2 separate regions of the Homo sapiens genome follow, and region 2 is linked to region 1. A link is an interaction called in ENCODE POLR2A ChIA-PET data of the cell type or tissue named here. Cell type or tissue: OCI-LY7. All regions are shown on one strand.

Region 1 (2,500 bases):
CAGGCACATATCACCACGCCTGGCTAATTTTCTTTTTCTTTCTTTCTTTTTTTTTTTTTTTTTTTTTTGAGACAGAGTCTCTGTCACTGAGGCTGGAGTGCAGTGGCATGATCTCGGCTCACTGCAACCTCCACCTCTCAGGTTCAAGTGATTCTCCTACCTTAGCCTCCTGAGTAGCTGGGACTAGAGGCATGCACCAACACACTTGGCTAATTTTTGTATTTTTAGTAGAGACGGGGAGTTCACCACGTTGGCCAGCCTGGTCTTGAACTCCTGACCTTAGGTGATCTGCCATCTCGGTCCCCCAAAGTGCTGGGATTACAGGCATGAGTCACTGTGCTTGGCCTCTGCCCTAATTTTTAAAAAAATTTTTTGTAAAGACAGGGTCTGGCTATGTTGCCCAGGCTGGTCTTGAACTTCTGGGCTCAAGCAATCCACCTGCCTCGGCCTCCCAAAGTGCTGGATTACAGGTGTGAGCACCGCGATTGGCTGAGGCAGCTTTCTCTTGTTCTTGCCTGGATGGGGCCAGCTGCAAACGGAGCCTCGCTCCTCAGCCCCTGGGGGCCAGAGGCCAGGCTTCGGGGCCCCTGCCAGGACAGCCTCACTTGGCTTCCCCCAACTGAGGAAGGAGATGGCGCCTCCCTCAAAGGGAGCCCACTTGGGCTGCCCGGGTCCCAGCCCACCACTGCGAGCATGCAGAGCCTGGGTGTCAGGGTGCTCAGCAAACCGGGCAGCTGCTTCATCCCACGTCAGAGCCCCGGCACCCAACGCGCCAGGCCTGAGCCCAGCTGTCTGCGGGGAGCGTGCCGTGGCCAGCCTGGCCTCTGCACCCACTTCCCGAAGCCAGATTCCCAGCAGACGGTCTCCTGCGGGGCACCGGGCCAGCGGCATTCCTACGGTGGCCCAGCCACCTCTCTCCACCGGGCTGGCGGCCCCTCCGCCCCTCCCTGGCCCATTCAGAGAAAGAATGGGAACTGTCTGATCAGCAGCTGGGCTCTGACCAAATGGAATTTTCCGTCTGTGGTGGAAGTGATGTAAGGGCTCGGTCAGGCGAGGCGAAAACTGCACGCTGGGTTCCGCGGAGCACACGGAGAGGACTCAACTGCCACACATGTGCCAAGGGGGCTGGGGGCGACCCCCTCCTGCAGCCTCAGTCCCCCTGCCCCCACCCTAGGGCTCCTGGTCTCGGCCCTGGGCCACCCCCTCCTTCTCCAAGCCCCTGCAGCCCCACAGCCACAGACGGCATCCATGGGGGATGCCCCCTCCCACCGTGAGCCCAGACTCCCCCGACTGCCCCGCAGCCCCCAAAATGCAGCCCCCAAAACCCCACCAACTCTGGAAACACCCAGCCAGCCAGAGAGCCGGGGCCTGAAGCCTTACTCTGTCCCAGATCAGGTTGCTACCGATAGGATCCCAGTATACCCTGGGCCAGAGCAAGACCTCCCTGGCCTGGCAGGGATGCCTGGGGCACTGGCTGGTGAGGAGCGGGCAGGGCTGGGGTGTGGCTCGGGGCAGGGCTCTGTGGCCTCTACACCCAGGCATATGCTGTCCCTGGGCCTGGAGCCTTCCCCTTCAGGGAAGCCCCATTGTCCCCATACACAGGCCATCTCCTCCAGGATGTCCCCAGGATATTAGAGACCCAGGCCCAAACCCGGTGCTGCAGCCTTTGCTCTGTGTGAACCTCGGCTGGCTCCGCACTTGTAAGGCGAGACCCCCAACCTGACCTGGCTGCCTGCACAGGTGGGTGGCCCCAACCCAGCCCTGCTTGGAGAAGGGAGGGCCCAGTGAGCCACAAGGCCTTAGGACGGCCCACGGGGCACTTGAGCAGACGACGTGCACGAGCAGCTGTGAGGCCTGTGCCCCACGCCTGCCGCGGCCTCCTGGCCATGCCCACTCTGCCTCCAGGCCCTGTCTGGACGTGACTCCCATCAGCCACACAGACACAGGCACCCCCCAACGCAATGCCAGGCTCAGCGCCAGCACAGGCCACACCACACCAGGCTGCCAAGGTGGGAGGGCCATGCATGACAGCAGGGCAGGGCACACTGCCTGCCACCTGCACAGGTGGCTGCTGCTGGGCATCCTGGTGGCTCCCGGAGCACCTGGTGGCAGGACCTGGGCCTGGCAGCGTGTGAGGAAGCATGCCACTCGGGAGGGTGCACAGCAAGTCACGGCCGGCCTATGGAACACACGTCCCCCCCCACACACACACAGGCGGCTGCTCTACATGCACACGCCTGGGAGCAGCTGCCCACCCCGCTACCCTGCGCCACGGACCCACACGCCGCTCTGTGCCACCAACCTGTGGGCTACCGTGGCGCGTGGCTGGGCTGAGGAGGCCCTGGCCCACTGGGGGGTGCTCACAGGGACTCTGATGAGAAGTTTGGCCCGATGCAGCCTCCAGCCCCAGCCACAGGCAGTGGCCACGATCCCACCACCCTGCCATTCCAGCCACGGCTGCTCGCTCCTCGGCTGGACACTGCTGCGGGTCTGCCCTGAG
Region 2 (2,500 bases), 58 kb before region 1:
GGCGGACACATACAGCTGCTGCAGGGCTGCGTCAGTGGAGACCAGAGCGTCCTTCAAGGCCCGGGGCCCGAAGCTGAACTCCTGTGCGGGTCTACACTGCAGCATGGTGGGCGGGCAGGGCCTGGCCACTCCTGGGAGCCCCTGCTGCTGTCCATGGGCCACCCGGGGGACGGCCACGGTCTCGTCCAGAATCTTCCCTCGGGCTGATCCGAGTGGCTACCGGGGGCTCCCTGCAGACAGACACTGGTCCAAGGGCCCTTAAGGCCCAGCTCTGCCTGGTCCTGGACGCTCTCAGGCATGGGCGCTTCTGGGCCCACAGCACCCTGTGGATGACACGAACAGGGGTCCCCTCACTGCCGAGCACACAGGGCCCGATGTCCCAGGCAAGGGATGGGCCGCTCCTGCCCAGGCCTGGGGAGAAGCTCTGCAGAGGACGAGGGTGTCAGAGGGAGCCCTGGCCCCTCCAGGACACAGCACTGCCACCCAGCGAGGTTGGAAGGACACATTCAACCACTTCATCTTCTCTAGCAGGTTGGGTCCCATGGGCCACCCAGGGGACGGTCACAGTCTCTTCCAGAAGCTTCCCTCATCCAGAACTGGGTATGGGGAAGTACCTCCCACTCGGCAGGGGCAGGGACATGTGTCCATGGGCCCCCACAGAAGGGCAAGGGCCCCCAAGGCCATTCTTCCATTCCCTCTTACCAGCCAACTCTGTCTAGAGGCCTTGGAGGGAAGAGAGACCTCCTCCCCTCCCTGCAGAGCTAGAAGGGCCCCTCCAGGTGGAAACCAAATGCTCCTCTCCACGGCATGATCACAAAGTGTGCATCCTCACCTGGGTCCCCCCATCGCCTGGGGTTCCTCCTTACCCAGAGCCCCCATCATCTGGGATTCCTCCTCACCCAGAGCCCCTATCACCTAGGGACCCCCCAACACCCAAGAACTCCCATCACGGCAGCTCTTCATCCCAATTACAAGCTTTCCTAGCAGGTCCCTGTGCGCCCAGCAAGCATATGTTTGGGGGGGGGCGGGGGTACGCAGCCCCAACAGCACGCAGACGTCCCCAGGACACACGTGAGGGCCCGAGATCCAGATGAAGCAGTCAGGGCAGGCGTTTGTGCCAAACCCCACCAGCTAGAAACAGGGAGAAGTGGAGAAGCAACAGCGGATTTCAACACCCAGGACGGACCAGGTAGGGAGGAGACGGTGGGGGGTGTGGAGCTGGCAGAACCGTGACAAAGCCGCCCTGCAAAACAGATGCTCTGACCGGAGCAGCAGCAGCTAGGCAACCCCACACTTAGGAACACGCCTGAGAGTCGTCACCGCACACTTGGTTCCGGGCTACATTTATGTCTCTGTTCAGAGACTGTGAGACCTGCCAGGGCGGATGGAGAGTGGGCTGGGCAGGGGAAGCCTCGCAGAACAGATAAAAGCAAAGGGGTGGTTGTGGGGAGAGGCTAGAAACGAACCAGAAACCACAGAAGGGGGATGCACAAATAATATAGCAAGGCAGGTGCAGCTAAGGACGTGTGAATAGACCCTTATGAATCAGCAGCCCTCGGACAAGCTTCCTGTAGAAAGCTGAGCTAGACACGCAAAACCCACTTGTCTGCGACCGTCAAGTTGCAAGACCTGCCAGTCCTAGCCGGAAAACCAGAAACAGCTATGTTTTTGCAGGGAGAATGAACAGCCCTATTCTCTAACTAACCCTGATTTCTTTTTTAGAGATAGGGTCTCGCTGTTTCGTCCAGGCTGGAGTGCAGTGGTGCAATCATAGCTCACTGCAGCCTCCAACTCCTGAGCTCAAGCGATCCTCCTGCTTCAGCCTCCCAAGTAGCTGGGAATACAAAGTGTGTACAATGTCCTGCTAATTTTTGTATTTTTTGTAGAGACGGGGGTCTCACTATGTTGCCCAGGCTGGTCTCAAACTCCTGGGCTCAAGCAATCCTCTCTCCTCAACCTCCCAAAGTGCGTCAGCCACTGCACACAGACCCCCCGAGCCCCAACTTCTTTTTGTTTTTTTAGATGGAGTCTTGCTGTGTCGCCCAGGCTAGAATGCAGTGTCGTGATCTGGGCTCACTGCAACCTCCACCTCCCGGGTTCAAGCAATTCTGCTGCCCCAGCCTCCCAAGTGGCTGGGATTACAGGTGCCCCCGACCATGCTAGGCTAATTTTTGTGTTCTTAGTAGAAACAGGGTTTCACCATGTTGGCCAGGCTGGTCTCAAACTCCTGACCTCAAGTGATCCGACTGCCTCTGCCTCCCAAAGTGCTGGGATTACAGGCATGAGCCACCACGCCTGTTTGGTTTTTTTGCTTGTTTTTTGTTTTGTTTTTTTTAACAGAATGGTTCTAGCTCTGTGCCCAGGCTAGAGTATAGTGGCACAATCATGGCTCACAGTAGCCTCCTGAGTAGTGGCAACATGGGCATACGTACCACGCCTGGCCCACTAACTCCAGTGTCACACATTCATCTGGAAAATACATGTATATGTGCTCATATTC

Evidence for each region. Peaks named below come from ENCODE experiments on the same cell type or tissue, not always from the same donor. Only the 100,000 strongest peaks of a DNase experiment are listed, where the experiment ranks them.
Region 2: POLR2A ChIA-PET joins it to region 1 with 22 read pairs; 7 of 35 experiments call an interaction of 5 or more read pairs at or near these places.

The regions. Positions count from the first base shown.
Region 1 is chr7:2,640,106-2,642,605 of GRCh38, reverse strand. The region is part of intron 1 of TTYH3 (tweety family member 3); the gene reads right to left. Among named protein-coding and RNA genes, the nearest start is that of TTYH3, 9.4 kb to the right of the region's middle. RefSeq lists enhancers at 126-797, 798-1,469, 1,420-1,559 and a silencer at 740-979. In OCI-LY7, no CTCF peak of the experiment used is centred here; DNase peaks (open chromatin) are centred at 645 and 1,025; H3K4me3 peaks cover 1,029 bases; H3K27ac peaks cover 1,158 bases.
Region 2 is chr7:2,698,057-2,700,556 of GRCh38, reverse strand. It overlaps AMZ1 (archaelysin family metallopeptidase 1), which reads right to left. Exons shown (of 7, transcript NM_001384743.1): 2 at 1-323. The coding sequence starts at 105. Among named protein-coding and RNA genes, the nearest start is that of AMZ1, 11 kb to the right of the region's middle. RefSeq lists an enhancer at 1,096-1,175. In OCI-LY7, no CTCF peak of the experiment used is centred here; a DNase peak (open chromatin) is centred at 1,506.